Linked DNA regions of Mus musculus: region 1 is linked to region 2. A link is a loop called in an ENCODE intact Hi-C map of the cell type or tissue named here. Cell type or tissue: left cerebral cortex. All regions are shown on one strand.

Evidence for each region. Peaks named below come from ENCODE experiments on the same cell type or tissue, not always from the same donor. Only the 100,000 strongest peaks of a DNase experiment are listed, where the experiment ranks them.
Region 1: a loop joins it to region 2, with 10 times the contacts of the local background. A loop is called at or near these places in 17 of 42 quality-filtered maps.

Annotation. Positions count from the first base shown.
Region 1 is chr11:98,453,234-98,461,233 of GRCm38, reverse strand. Grb7 (growth factor receptor bound protein 7) reads right to left here. Exons shown (of 15, transcript NM_010346.2): 8 at 7,943-8,000; 9 at 7,641-7,739; 10 at 7,361-7,441; 11 at 7,146-7,262; 12 at 6,953-7,013; 13 at 6,749-6,836; 14 at 6,558-6,651; 15 at 5,861-6,375. The coding sequence ends at 6,229. It also overlaps a transcript of Mien1 not described here. Among named protein-coding and RNA genes, the nearest start is that of Grb7, 10 kb to the right of the region's middle. In left cerebral cortex, CTCF peaks have their summits at 3,383, 5,565 (motif pointing left) and 7,684; DNase peaks (open chromatin) are centred at 3,421 and 3,671; H3K4me3 peaks cover 1,213 bases; H3K27ac peaks cover 654 bases.
Region 2 is chr11:98,261,908-98,269,907 of GRCm38, reverse strand. It overlaps Mir5119 (microRNA 5119), which reads right to left and starts at 7,302; the gene lies at 7,246-7,302. It also overlaps a transcript of Cdk12 not described here. In left cerebral cortex, a CTCF peak has its summit at 4,677 (motif pointing left); DNase peaks (open chromatin) are centred at 3,029, 3,657, 4,655 and 5,471; H3K27ac peaks cover 1,497 bases.

The DNA.
Region 1 (8,000 bases), 190 kb before region 2:
AGGAGGCTTGGAGCTCAGGGGACCCTCACCTAGAAGTTACCACAAGGCCTGTGCTATCAGCCTCCCCCTGCCTGTGTTTCTCAGAAACATCCCTTGCACTGGTGTCTCTCTTCCCTCCTCCCTCTAGAGATTTACCTGAATCCCTCCATCAGGATTCAGGCCTGTACTCCCCACCCCATACCGTCTCTCCAAAGTCCACTTTGAGTGAAGCCCTTGCTAACCTCGCCAGAATGTAAGGACTGCATCTCCTGTATAAAGCAGCTTGCTAGTATTGTCAAGTTTTCTTTACTGTGTTTAATTTTTTTTTAACAGTGATAAATAAATATAATCCTGATGTGTTTAAAATTAGTCCTGGTGTATGTCTGTCATTTGTCATGGCTCCTGTCAGAATGTCCACAGGACATTCTGCCCAGAGGAATATTTCCATCATTTTGTCTTAGGTTTTTCTTAAAGTCTAAGTCTCAAAATCAGTGGAATTACCACAGAAGTCTCACCCCAGGCACACTGCTGAGCCTGCTATGGTGCACCACTGGTCTCTGAGGCCATAGCAGGGTTCTGGATCTACACAACTCTTTGAAATTCACTAGGGATTCCAGTGGACAGGGACATACCAGGAACAACACCCCCAGAACATCTCCCTGATCTACATTGCTTCACCACCCTCCCCTCCAACAGAGAGCCTTTGAGATAGGCAGGGAAGTCAAGGAAGTTCTCAACTGAGGCTCTCAGAAACAGTGAGAAACTCAAGGTTGCACTCATTAAACTCAGCCAAGTTACATACAGTCTGTAGATACTCGGGGACCCAAACTTCAGTTGAAGTGTGGCATGGGAGACTCCCAAAAAAGAATGATACATCCCTGCCTTATTATCCAGTGTTTACTCAAGACAGTTGGAGGGGTACGACTGCTCTAGCCTCCTGCCCAGTTCATATAGACTCACCCAAAGGCATGTAGAACCTAGGCCCCTCCTGGATCACGTATAGCCAAGGATAACCCTGAACGCGATCCAACACACAAGCCATCAACTTAAACATGAAGGTTTCGATGCATTTGCTCGTGCAGTTCTCGGATGGGGACTTTGCAGATGATACCATCATATCATGATGTCAAAAGGTTGGACACACATGTCTGCCTCGGGGCTTCTGCAATTTGGATTTAGTAAGTTCAGTCCTAAGCAGATCAGTGGTGGGGTCAAACAGCTCTACCGCTGACATGCTTGAGGACTTAGAGCAGCAACTCCTTCAGCGCAGAAGAGGATGGAGAGCAGCCTAGCCTTGTATGTTAGAGTAAAGCATTTAAAAGTAGCTTTCCCTTAGTCAAAAGCCAGACATATATGTGGACTTCCCCAAGCCCACTCCCTCCCAAGCAGAATCAGCTGCGGGAGAGAAAGGGAAGACAAGGAGGCCTTGAACTCTTTTTCCGAGGAGATGGGGGAGGGGGTATTCTTTCCAGCCTAAGTTTCCCTAGCTCCAGGGACCAGTGTTGCCTTAAAGGGGTGATGAGCCCAGCAAGAGAAGCCACCCGACACCTGCAGACTTCCCCACCCCCAACATCACTGCACAACCCAGGCCACCTGCAAGTTTGAAGGACCCAAACCTCCACCTGCAAGCAACTGCCACCTGAGGGCAGGGAGGCCAAGGACCAAGTTCCTCTCCCTCCAACCCATCCTTAAACCCCCAGGGCATTAGAGTCCAGACTGCCAGGATTGGCCCGAGGTAAGTGGTAAAGTGGGATGGTTCACCCAGGCCCTAAGTTCTGCCCCTGGAGCATCCCCGGGCAGACGGTTGTTTGCATAAAAGCCAAAAGCCACTGCACCTGGGCTGGGGAGGCCCTCTAGGGAGGTGCTCCTTGGCTTGGGGGAAAGGGGGAAGGAAGGTGTCATGGAAAGTCCCTGAAGGACACGGGTGTTGAGTTTGTTGCGGTTTTGTTTTTAACTCTTGTCTTGACCTGTGAAGTCTGCAGCTGCCTCCCTGCCCCCAAATAGCAGAGCTTTCCCCCCATATGTAACAAGCACAAGGAAAAAGGTCTCCGATGGAAAGAACGGAGGTTAGAGTGCCTGTGAGTGATGTAACCTGCCACCACCGCCACCGCCGCCCCCTACCCAGTAGTGAGGGGGCAGGAAGCCCCAGAATCTTTTTCCCATCAACCCCACCACCACCCCTCTGCCCCCTGGCCCAGAAGAGCAGCCCAGTCAAATAAACCACAGCTCTGGATGGGAACCAGGGGGGCACGTGCTACCTCCTCCCCCAACTTTGTCCCACCACCAGCTCAAGCCCCATCCCACCCCCACTGGAATGACATTCTCAGCCTTTCCTGTGTGTGTTTTAGGGAGAGAGGACCTCAGCAAAGCTCTGGACAGCTTGGGTGCTGGTACTCATATTCCGGTCTCAGTCTTAGCCTCACGACTTGCTGTGTGACCTCGAGTGTTTCACTTTCTGGACTTTAATTTTCCCTGGAGTCGTGAATCTTTCCGATTTCTTTGGGCTGGGACTCTAAGCTCAACGTCAACCCCATTGCTCTAGTAGACTCTAGAGACCTGTCCTCTAACAACAAAAACAAACCCCGGGGAGAGAGAATCCTGTTCCCGTTCCTTTCTCTACACCTCGGGGCTTCTAGAGGGTGGCCACGGGAGGTGAAGAGTGTAGCCTAACATTCTCGCAAGAGGTCACTTTCTCAATTGTCTGTAAGGACAGAGAGGTACCAGGCTCCTCCTGACTCTTCATCTGTGGGAAGCTCTGGATGTGGGGGTTGGGGTGCCCTACACCCCTTTCTCAGGGTGGATACCGATTCCTGGGGTCAGGGAACCTAGGAGAGACAACCCAGGAAGGGCTCCGGAGAGGTGAAAGGGTGAGGTGCAAGGTGGGAGCCAAGAGGGTGAGGGAAGGGGCAGCTATATTTCTGAGAAACAGCCAGGCGTCCCAGCAGCCTGCAGATTAACCCGGAGCCTGCGGCTTCACAGCTCTCCCCTTCTGCCGCCCACGCCGCCCAGCGCCTCTTGGGGGTCTGCAGCCTCGACGGGGCGGTGGCCGCTGCGGACACGCAACAGATCTGGGGACCGCGGAATGGAGCCTGGGGGAGGAGGGGGCGGGGCGGGTGGAAGGTAAGTGCAGGAAGGCGTGGGTCGCGTGACACCCCAGGGGTCCCGAGCGCCAGACCCCGCCTGCCCGCAGGTACCGCCCTTGCCCTCCCCACCCAAGTCCTCCTCTCCCAGCAAAGCGGGATCCAGAAGTGAAACCGCCAGGGTCACAGCCCAGCGCCATCGCTGCGCCGCGCCGCGCCCCGCCCTTCCGGGCACTGCAGCGAGGTAGGAGCTCCCCGCGCCCCTGAGCGCGGCTTTGAAACGGGGGAGGGGCAGGGGAACCTCGGGAGGTGTCGCCTGTAGTTCCAGGAATGGCCGCTGGGTGACACTGCAGCCGCGTGGCTGGACTCGCTCGGGATCCCGGGGGGGGGGGGCGGGGGGGGCGGGGGGGGGCTCGCGGGGCGCCAACCCGAGGCTGCTGCGCGCACCTGCCGGCACGGCGCTGCGCGGGGAAGGATTCAAGATGTGATGTCGCTGCAGACCCTAGGAAGGGTCCAGGGACCGACGGCGAGTATTTGGGTCCTCGTTCAAAAAAAACGTCAGGTTGTCAGCAATTGTGTTGTCGTGCAGGCGAGTTGGCCGCAGGAGGGCAGCCATGGACACCGGATCACCTTGCACACATCTGTGTGGGTGGGACTCCCGGCGTGCATGCGCTCTCCAACTCCAACCCGGTCTCACCAGCCTGGAGCCTCTCTTTATTCACTAAACCCACTCCAGGTCCCTTCACCACCCCGTCGTCCAGTGGTGAGGGGTTGCAGGAAGAATACCAAGTTCATCCCTTAGACGCGTGGGACTGGGCGGCTCTACAGCTTGGGAGGAGGGAACCCAAAACTGTGAAATCCGTATAGAAACTGATGATTGTGAGAGAGCAGGGTAGACCAGGGTTGGCGGAGGTTAAAATATGCTGGAATCCGACGGGGAAAGTAGGCAGGTACCCAGAAGGAAGGGGTTCTACCGTGTGCCAGGCCTTAGAAACTGGCAGGTTAAAGGATGCACAAGCCTTCCATAATCACGTGTGCGTGGTGTGCCCACAGCACGTCTCACTCCCACACAGCTTTTCCTCAACTCCAATCACAAGGCCCATTTCCAACCACTGATACCCTGCCGCTGAGCCACTCTGAAAGCCCTCAAAACTATTTATTTATTTATTTATTTATTTATTTATTTATTTATTTATTTATTTATATGGAAGGTCACAGGCCATGATACATGTGTAGCAGAGGAAGTCAGAGGACAACTTGCAGAACTAGGGTCTCTCCTCCCACCAGGTGGTAGATGCCATCCCTCATAGCTCTTAGCACCCCCCCCCATCCTCCCCCAGGGCTGGAAAAGATGGTATCTACGGTCTGCAGGCTGGACTGGCCGTTTCTAACTTTCTCTGTGACCCCAGGTGGGTCACTCTTTCTGAGGCTCAGTTTCCTATGTGTAAAGTGGAAGGCCTGTCGATCTCAGGGATTCTGACCTGCTAGTTGACATAGAAGGGGTGAGCTCCCCTGCCTGGGACTTCAGGTGCTGGGTTTTCTTGGGGGGGACAGATTAACTCCTCAGACAGGCTTAAAGGATGACTCATCTTGGTCCCCCAGTTACTCGTGAATATATTTTTACAGCGAGTTTGTGTCATTTCGCTGTCATGTCTAAATTTCTTGTCATTTCTGTCACTGAAGTAGAAATTGAGCTATCCTGTTTCCTGGTCCAGATTTTGATAACTGTCTCATGTCAACTCATGTGTTCTTGTATTTCTGGGAAATGAGTTTGATGGAATCAAAGTTGTTTGATTTTTTTTTTTTTTCAAAATACAATCTACTTAGGATTCACATTCTAAAAACTGTTCTCCAACTGGAGGAGGAGGTGCAGGTGTCGTTGGACGTGCGTTCTTTTAAGGCTCCCGTTCAGTGAAGGGATGAAACTCTGGGAAAACACAGCCTGGCTGAGCAGTGGGCACACTTGCACAGTACAGAACTCACTCTGGAAGTTGAAGGACGGGCTGGAGAGAGAAGACAGACTCGGGGCTGCGTGTCCCTTCCCTTCCAGGCTTTCTGAGTGAGGGAGACTATAGGGACAGAGAGCAGATCTGGGGACTGCAGAGAGGGCGAAGAGGTTGGTAGAAAACAGGGGCGTGAGGGAAGTGAGACCACTCTCCCCTGTGGCATCCGTCTGTCAGTCAGGACTCATTGTCCACCAACTGCTGACTCGTCTTGCTTTGGTTTGTGGAGAGAAGGGAGGTGGTGAGACAGGGTCTCATACAGCCCAGGCTGGCCCTGAACTCTTCTTCCTGTAGCTGCTGCCGGAGTGCTGAGATTCTAGGCATGCATCACAGGTCCCAGATCTAGGCTGTCAGAAAAGCCCAGTCCCTTGGAGGAGGGGGACTGAAGAGATGGCCCAGTGGTTAAAGGCATGTACTACTCTTGTGGAAGACCTGAGTTTGGTTACCAACATCCATATCAGCACACAGCTGACTCTAACTACAGCTTGGAGGGATCCAGCGCCCCCTTCTGGCCTCCTTGAACATTTGCGTGCACTCACACACATACTTATATACACACAGACATAATTTTAAGTTTAAAAAAAAAATGAAAGAAAAGCACCATTCCTTGTTATTCAGTGTCCATTCATCCATTTAACCAGTATTGACTGACACTCCAGGCTGCGCCAGGATACCTGCTAGGATTTGGACGCTCTCTGGCAGCTGACACCATTTTTGTCCTCAGGGTATATTCTAGTTGACCAAGACCTTCACCTCTGCTGGTTCTCTGACATGTTCTTGCCAGACAGGACTCACAGATGTATCAAAAAATAATCTTTATTGCTACTGGTATAAAACAGAGCAGATCAACTGGCCTCTCAGTCTGTACAGATTACGGGTGGGGTATGAGACCTCCTGGGCTGCCCCGCTCCTCTCATAATGCCCCTCACTGGAACAGTACCTCAGGAGCTCTACCAAGGGGACAGGACCACAATGCCTCCCTTGGGGACAGGAGTCAGGGATGGACAGGTTTAGGGGATGTTTCACTGGTTGAGAGAGGTTTTTAAAAAATGGGATAAAATTGGGGGGAGGAGCTCTTCCACTGTTTACCACCCCACCCACCTGCACCGAGTCCACAGAACAGAAAGGTGGTAGGCAAACCCATGGCTGCAGTAGCTTGTGCGGCCTCAGAGGGCCACACGGGCACAGCAGTGGCGCAGCAGGCAGGGCAGGATGCCTCGGTTCAGCTGGTGGAATTCTACCAGCTGCAGCAGGTCTGTGAAACGGGTCTGGCCCTCATCCATGCTGAAGTAAAGGCAACCTTCATCTTCGCTCTGTGGTGTGGCCAGAAGGCAGGTCAGGGAGGGGTCCCGGGCAGAGGAGCAGCCCGTGGGTGGGGACAGCAATTGGCCCCCCGTTTCTTGTACAGGGAGAAAGGAGGTGCATCGTGGGGCTTCAAGTCATGGTTCCCAGGCTACAAGAACCCACCTTAGGAGTAAGGGAGTTAGTTACTCACTGGCAAAATGAGATAATGCTTGACTTTCTGCAGATGGCACAAGGACAGGACAAAGCCCTGTGGGTTCCTCTGGCTCTCCCGGACCAGGAACACACTTGGGGGAGACAAAGCAGCATTATCAGGGACTCCTGGTTGCAGCTGCTTCCTTGTTGGTCCCCAGGTCTGTTACCCAGCCCAGCCCAGCCCCTTACCCATCCACCAGGCCCTGCTGTCCAATTAGCCGCTGGCTCTCCTCCCGAGAGATGCGTCCATGAAACCAGGGCTGGGTGCGATGAATGGCTGGGGTCAGAGGAAAAGAAATGTTGATCATTCAGGGAAGGGAACTCCCCCACCCCAGCCAAGACCACTCCGAGTAGCAACGTAGCCCACCCTAGGGATTCTAGACCATCACCCACCTGCGCTGAGGCTCGAGCCAGAGCATGTGGTGGGCAGGCTCAGACGGTGGTTTGTCTTCTTCTGCAATGGGAGACATGGAAGTCAGGGTACCCTTGGTACCCACTGCCTCCCCACACCCTCTTCCTCCTCCCACTCCATGAAAGCCCACTGGGAACCAGTGCAGCAGAGGCTCAGATGGGTGAAGGCCCTTACCCTCCAGGCCTGGGCCTCCTCCATGGCGGCACTCAGAGCTTCCCGGGGGTTATCAATGACACGCCCCGCATGGCCAGAGAAGTCCATAGCCACTAGGGTATTGTCTGAGACGCTCCTCTGAAGAGAGGACAGAATGAAGAGGGGAAGGGTCAGAATCGCTGCCCTGAGCCTGCATACCCACTTCTCTTTCCCGTACCCCAGAAGAGTACACTCACCAAGGGTGGAGACCCCAAATAGGATAGGCGCAGGTGACGAGACTGGGCCTGCTGATAATTCTTATATAGCTGTACCCCGTACTGGAGACAGGGAGGAAAAGAGGGCTTGAGGTTATGAGAGCCTAGGAGATGGGGGGTAACAGCAGGGCTGAGCCTGGCCTTCCTGGTGGGTGTTCTGAGCTGGGTGGTGATGATCTCTTCCATGGGAAGACATCTGAAGGCAGAGCTATGTCGACTCCATCAGGCCAGACCAGCCCCACAGCCATTCCAGGCGTCTCACCTTGAAGAGCCGGAAGGCAGCCAGCCAGCAGGTCCGACTCTGCTCATCCTCACTGCAGAAGATGTGGAGCCCCTTGTGGCCGTTTCGAAGCTTGTTGGGCTGGGGAGAGGAAGCGGACTGTCCCCTATATGATTCTGTGCTCAGCTGCCATCGGGCAGGGAAGGACCCAAGGACTATCCAAAAGTTCAGGTAGATGGAGAAGAGGCTGGGTTCCTCAACATGGCACTCAAAAACCACAAGTAGGACACTGGACCTTAGGCAGCTGTCACTGTCCCCCAGCCCGGGTCAGGTGCAGCCCTCACCTTGACACAGAAGCCGAAGTCAGTGGGCATCCCATACAGCTTGCGGCCCTGGGTCACC
Region 2 (8,000 bases):
CTTCCAGATCTATTCTCACCCATGGGAAAACTGAAGGGAGGCGGGCAGTAGTGGCCACGCCTTTAATCCCAGCACTTGGGAGGCAGAGGCAGGCGGATTTCTGAGTTCGAGGTCAGCCTGGTCTACAAAGTGAGTTCTAGGACAGCCAGGGCTACACAGAGAAACCATGTCTCAACAAAACAAAACAAAACGAAAAGAAAGGAAAACTGAAGGGAGGAATACTAGGCCAATGCTGACTAATCCCAGAATGTAATGAATTCTTGGTGCTGCTATCTTTTTCTACTATATTTATTTCATATCTAGGTATTTTCCCACAAAGGGCCTGAGTTTCTTCTGGACTTCTTAGCAGGTTCTAGTCTTGGACTTAAGGCTATAGATCTGACACCCTGGGATAACCTTGGAAGTGGGTGTCAGGCCTGGCAGAATTAGAAGGAGGGAAAGCAGCTCTAGTCCCTCAAAGGACATTCAGAATGCACGGTGACTGCTTTCCTGTGCCTCCAACACCTGGAGCAGAGGTGACCCAGTCACCAAGGCCTATAAAGAGAGGAGGAGGCTTTTCTTTTTTTTTTTTTTTTTTTTTTTTTAAATTTATTTATTTATTATATGTAAGTACACTGTAGCTGTCCTCAGACACTCCAGAAGAGGGAGTCAGACCTCGTTAGGGATGGTTGTGAGCCACCATGTGGTTGCTGGGATTTGAACTCCTGACCTTTGGAAGAGCAGTCGGGTGCTCTTACCCACTGAGCCATCTCACCAGCCCCGGAGGAGGCTTTTCTACAGAGAATAGATACCTTTCTTCCTTTGCTTTGTGCTATCTTCACTGCTCTGTATGTCAGACTTGAAAGAGCAGCTCTGTCAACAGTAGCCACCTATCCTCAAACAATATTCACTATGACTGTCCTGCACTACATTGAGCAGCCAGTCCCATGGGTGGAACGACAGGTCTCAGTTCTAAAGCATCAACACTATCTTCTCTTCTTCCTCATCCCCCTGACAGGACAGGTTTTGGCACAGTTTCTTGATACCAACAGCCCTGAGGCACTTGGATGCAGGATGGGGCCTAGAAGGATTTTTTTCCAGACTGTCCTAGGGGAATATGAGGGCTTCTCACCCTGTCTGTGAGTAACAGACCATGACAGCCCCTGACAGTCTAAGGCAGATCAGGAAAAGGTTGGAAGCTAGAGGCAGATCCTGTGTTTCTCAAGGGCCTGAGGTTACTAAAAAAGAAGACAGTTCTAGGAGTGGAAGGAAGGTAAGGATGGGAGTCGGAAAGCGTGGTGAATTCTACTGGTATTGCCTTTTAACCCTCCAACCTATCTTGCCTCCACCCCAGTTTAGCCTCATAAAGCACAGATCAAAGAATTTTGAAGATTTTAAGACAGGAAAATTTTGAGAAATGCCACCTTTGGGAAACTGGTAGGAAATCCTTCCATTACCTTCATTCATCCTTCTCTCCCTGGCCCTAGCATATAGACAATAAAGGAAGTAAGGGAACAGGGTATAGATAGCTGGACTGGAAATGTATCCTTCTCGCCAGGAAAGCCATCACTGTAAGAGCCAGAGGGGACCTAAGACTCTAGAGCTACATGGATCCAGGAACACTCCTAGCTTTCTTGTAGGGCCTTGCATTTTACCACTGTTTTTATTGTAGTAGTGGGACAAGAGGTGTAAACTACCCCGGACACTTTAGCATAACAGTTTCCAATCATTTTTATTATAGCATGGAAACTTGTGATAAGATTTCCACTAGGAAAAATGTAGTTTTCCTTGGTAGATTTGCCTTTTGGTTAATAGTTGAGGTAGCTGAAGCATTTCTTTCCCTTAGACCTTAAAACATGGCAGAATTCTACAGAGAGGGCTGAAGGATAATTACCTCTGGAACAGGCCACACAAAGGGTATGGTTCCCCACTGTGTCTCTTATAAACTCTATCTGCTGACTTTCCTAAACTGCTCCAACAATCAGGAGCCAGCGACATGAGACTTCAGGCAGTGGAGGACAGAACACATTGCTTACACTTTTCATCTGACTTTCTTCTCTCCTTACCTACCTATTTTTTCTTGCCCAATGCTCCCAGGAACTCTCCAAATCCAGAACATAAAGCAACTTCAGAGCAGGATTCAATTTGTTCTTCCTCTCTGGGTCTGGCTTCCACATCTGTATAAGGAATGAGTCAGATAAGATGAGCTCCAAGTTCCCGTCTTTATAACATTAATGTTCTAAGATTCAGACCCAAATTCACCAGATCTCATTTGGGTGTCATTTTCCATGTAACTGCTATGGTACTTATTTCCTATCGAAATGTGTAGAAATGGCCCCCAACTCTACCCCTTTCAGATTTCCTCTACCACAGCCCCAGGTCCATGGTCCCTAGTTCTTACCCTTTTTCTTCAGGGACCTCAAAGTTTTACCCCACCCCCCTTCCATAGTGTTATACTCTCTGAGATCAACCCATCTAGTCAAAACTGCAGGAGCAAGAGCACAGCCTTACCTACAATTCTGGCTGCAAATTTAAGCTGCAAACCTGAGTAAATCAGCACAACTCCATCTCTTCTGGAGGTCCTGCCAGTTGGGGGGAAATCCTGGCACCTTTCCCCAATGCCTCCCCTTTTCTTCCACCTCGCTATTCTCCATGCCAGAACGCAAAGTGGCCAGTGATTGATGGGCCCGGATTCCTGGTAACCGCACCCAGTGGCCCAATCCTCCTCCCTTATCCAATCCCTCCCCTGTCCCTATTCAGAGATCAGATTGTCTCATGTTGGTCCCTGAGGTCCCATTAATTAAAAATACATCCAATTAAATGGCAGGTGAAAACGTGCTATTGGCGCACTACACCCCCCTGCCCCAGCTTGGTCTTTCCACCCCCACCCCCCTTTTAAGGCTCAGCTGTGCTTTGAGCTGAGGAAAAAAAAAAAAGATGTGGGGAGAGAGAGAGTAGAGGAAGATGTAGGGTAGGAATATGACATGGGGGTGTGCTTGAACCTCTGCCAGGGTAGCATGTGCCAGTCTGGGAGAGTGGCACCATGCCCTGGTGTCTAATTTTTTGAGGTGTGAGTAGGTTAAGTCAGCTAGGCACCACCTCCATTTCTCTTAAAGGGGCAGAGGGCAGTTAGATAGTGTGGCTAGCTGTTCTACCCTGCTTCTGAATTTGACAGGCAAGGAACAAAAGGAAAGGGCAGAGGGATCTCTGGAGTGGGTAAGATGTTCAGGAGGGAAAGGTCTGATTCGTCTTGGTATAATACCTACCTCTGCTATTCTCCAAACTAGGAAGATAAAGAGCAACTAGCTAGGACCCAGGTGGAAAGGCATAGGGACACTCTGGGGCTCAGCTATGCCTACTCATGCCTATAAGAAGGCTAAGAGAAAAATGGAGAGAGGAGGAAAGGAGCCATAATTTGGGTGGGAGCAGATAGGACAGATAGGATCAAATATACACAGATGTATGTTCATGTGGACACCATGCCCCTGAGCACCTTAAGCTCCAAGGGATCTGTCCTGTTGACTCTTTCTGTAAGCAAAACACAGCAGCAGTAGCACTTGCCATAGCCTGGCTGTCCACAGCGCTTCACAATCACTGATTGATCTTGCTTTCTTCCAATTTATGAAGTCCTAGCATTTTACCAGTTAAGACATCTGCCTCCAACCCAAGGTCCCCCTCAAGTGATACAAGTCTAACAGACACTGAGCACTGTCAGAAAAGGACTCACAAAGGAGTGACTAAGGGTAGCACTCAGAATCAGGCATGAGCGAGGGTGCCAACTCAGGGTTTCGGCCTGGCTGCCTTGGCAGCCTCAGCACCTCCTCACTTCACTTTAACGCTAATTGGAGATTTTAATCTGCACTGCTGCTCTGCTCGGGGTGCTGGGGGGAGCACCAGCTGTGCAGTAATTCCAGCAGCACCGACTGTTTAATCAAGCTGTCCTCCTGGGGAGGGGCCTTCAGGCATGGGGGAAGGAGGAAAAGGAAGAAGACCCTGTCATCTCCCTGAGCCTGTTCATTCTGACTGAGTATAAACTGTGGGGTCCTCAGTCCCACAGGATCCCAAGCCACTTGGCATGCCCAGCGAGTCATGACATGGCACAGAGTCCCCACCATGCTGTTTTCTGATACATTTTTTTTTTTGGCTCAGAGCTCTCTAGAGTCCTAGATGTGGTTTGCCCAAACAGACACAAAGATCTATTAAACTTGAATCCTGTAGGTTTGTGTTGGGGGTGGGGGTTGGCTGTCAGGGGGAGAGATGAGGTCACCCACTATTTTAGACTCCATTCTTTCCATACTTTCTCACAAAGACACTTTCCTTTGAATACTTGTAGAAAACCTTTTCCCTTGTGAAACCATTCAACCCCATCCTCCTGGACTGGAACTCAACATCTTGAAGGGATGAGGACAGTGGGTTAAACAGCTGGAGTCAGGCAAACCTTGAAGAAGACATAGCTCCTGGAACTTAAGTTCAGCTGGGTATCCACTCAATCACAGGCCCAAAAGACCAAGTATTTAGGCCTCAGGCCATTTTAAGGGAATTACAAGTGGTATCAGTTATTTTTTTGGCTTCTGGGCCAGGTTCTCTGGCTCTCTGGGAGTGTTTCTGATCATTCCCTGAAAAGAGCGCCCTCATCCATCTGTTTCCTAAGGGGCTTGGATTTTAATTGGCCAGCAGTGCCCTCGTGTGGTAGAAATCAGAACTGCAGTTGCCCCACTGGTCAGGTAACCTGACTGATAAGACAACTAAATAGCAGTTGTAACCTTTGCCATTAGGGAAGTTCATGGGCATGTAGTACCTGACTACATTCTGACATGTCCTGCTTTCTAACAACTCTGACACACATGCTTCTAGGAAACAGCACCTGACTAGTGTCTGGGTTTGATGGTTGTTTATGGGATGGATCCAGAGGCACTTATCTGGACCTGCTGCTTTGGCTGTCTGGGTTGCAGAGGTGAGAAGCACTGCCGAGAGAGAAGTCAGAAAGTCTAAAGGATAAGACAGGGTCACCGCTAGCATCCGGGAGGCAGGAAGATGCTCTAACCCTGACAACTCTCCATAGAGCCCAGAATAAAGCTGACATCATAGTTACAAGAGTAACATCTACTGGTAGACTATACCCTAGCTAGAGCTGTTCCTTTTCCATTCGCTGGGATATGTGGGTGTTAGGGACAGAGGCAAGATACTGGTCCTAAAGAACAGACACTAGATAAACACTCAAAAGAGCCAGGTATTCTTCCAGTTAAGCCTTCAAAATTTCAGCTTTCAAGAGGGAGGCTATGTGTTACTGGATCGTTCTTCACCATCATCACAGTCTGTTTACTACCTCCACTACCTGCTAAACAGGAGGGAAACGGTTCTAAACTACAGAAAAGGGATGGACACCTGATGGACACTAGAAGGGCATCCTAAATACTAGGACTTGGAAACTACTGAGAAGAAGAGCTGAGTCACAAACGCCTTCCATTTTTGGAGACACTGAACAAAAATATTCCTTGAGAAACTAGATGTAGAACCTAGAGTCCCAGTTCATATGAGAGGCAGGGAAAGGAAATAAACACGAGTGATAGAGACAGAGCTAGAGGCCACCCATCATCTGTGAAGTGAGTGAAACACCGTACCTACTCTCAGGTAGGGAAGGTGGAGATGCCGGCTCTGGGAATGACTGCAGAGCTGCAGGCCTCCACTTCTGGTGTCTCATGCAGTGTTTGGATAGGTGGACTTTTCCACTGAACCTAGAAAGAAGGCAGTGAAGTTCATTAGAGGCAAGAAGAGATAGCATTGTCCTATCTTGACTTAAAGAAATAGAAAACAGGGCTGGTGAGATGGCTCAGCGGATAAGAGCACCCAACTGCTCTTCTGAAGGTCCTGAGTTCAAGTCCCAGCAACCACATGGTGGCTCACAACCATCCTTAAGGAGATCTGACTGGTGTGTCTGAAGACAGCTGCAGTATACTTATATATAATAAATAAATAAATATTAAAAAAAAAAGAAATAGAAAACAAAACAAAAAACAGCTTTTGGGGGAAAAGTGTTTTGTATATGAAGGGGTATGGGTAAGGGAGATATTCACCCTAAAGGAGGTTGAAAGTAACTGAATAATAATGTCAGTACTCCCGTGTAGAGGCATATCTATCTGGTAACACAGGAATGAAGTAACTGCTACTGTTAGAGAGGGCTCACTCATTCTAGCTGGAGAGAGCTTGTTAACTACTAGGTAGGATACCAGAATAGGGCCAAATAAAAACTCAGGACACTTTTTTGGGGATTTCAGAGAAGAAACTGCCCTTGTCACAAGTGGGGTGCTACTCCATGTACAATCAGGCCAGTGGCTTCTGACTGGCTTTAAGTCCCTACCTGGCTTCAAGTATTGTGAATGAGATTGTTTGAGAGGCTCTGGATGCAAGGTAACTGATGGGTGTCTGGAGTTCTTCAAAGGCCATCCCTGCTGCTGCTATCTGCAAAGAAAAATAAGAAGCTACATTAGACACAGGACAAGCAACCAGTGCAAAGAGGGTATGTGGTCATGCATCGGAGATTACAATGTTGACAGCTACAGTAACAGTAACAGTATGATGGTTGCTTTTTCTCCAATTCTCTTAAACCTACATGCCCCCAAAGTGGCAAATGAATCTTAAGAATTCTTCCAGAAGAGCTGACTGTTCCAGATTCCTACCTCCAAAGACTAGTTCCCAGGATGATAAGTAAAAAACCATGGCCCTGATACTTAAGGTATATGTCAGAAAATTTAATAGAATACAAGCTGTGAAACACAGAAATACTATAGAGGCCAATGCATGTTATGGTTAATGCAAGATTCTAACTTGGAGGGGGTAACATAACTTTAGACCAGACCACCATCTTCAATTGGAGGTTCTCTTGTTCATCACAGCTTCTTTAAGGAGTTTAAAGTCAGAAAATGGCCTTAGTTATGAAACAGAAAGGTTTACAAGAGTAGATTAGTTGCAATTTGGGTAACTAGGTTTATTGTGCATTTCCTTTGCAGGAACAAAGTCTTTGCATGGAGATTAACCCCATATTCCTATATTCTTTCAACTATAATGCAGTGGACTGACCACAAATGATACACAATGGGATCTGTCTCCTTGTTATCCACGGACAGTATCAGTTGGTAGATCCCTAACACAGACCTTAACTATCTTCATGTTGCTCAGCATTTTGCTGCTTTCGTCAGCATTTTCCTTTTTGCTACTAACAGGTTCCCAATTTTTTATGTCCAGTAAAAGCAAGCATAAGGAGGTACAGCAGACCCAGCCCCAGGATGAGATGACTTATAGTATCTGTCCCATAGGCCAGCCCTGATAAGCTTATTTTTGGTTCTGACCACTGTGCAACACTTTTCCTTATGCACGGTCCAAGAACACCAAATAGCTTCCCCTAGCTCTACAAATAAGAGAAAGGCAGAAGGTGCCCACCAACTCTCCTGAGTCATGATTCCATATCCCATTCAGTGAAACTCCCTCTAGCCTTGCCTCAAGGTGCTCTCTCTCCATTTGGATTCTTCCGACATAAATTTATTATAATGACAAAGAACCTAAGCTGAGATTTGGTATGAATTTTTCACTTTGCCTCTGAGGAGGTTTTCCCTAGTATCAGTCCCTTAGTTTGGGGCCAAGGGTTCTTTGAAAATTTGGGGTAACTCTACGGGCATTAAGATCTTTGGCTATGACTACCACTTTCTTCCCAACAATTTAGTTATATTGTTAAAAATTATTTGTAAAATTTGCATGCCATTCTTTTTTCAAAATTACATTTATGTATATGTGTATGGGAGGGATGCCTGTGCCAGTGTTTGTGGAGGTCAAAGGACAACTTGCAGGTATTGGTTCTCTCCTTCCATTATGTGGGTTCTAGGGATAGATCTCAATTTGCTAGACTAGGCACTTTTACAAGCTATCTAACTGGCTGTGAAGGAGTCTAATTTAAGACAGTGTCTCACTATGTAGCGCTGGCTGACCTTAGTATCTGCTTGTCTCCACCTACTGACCCGAGGTTAAAG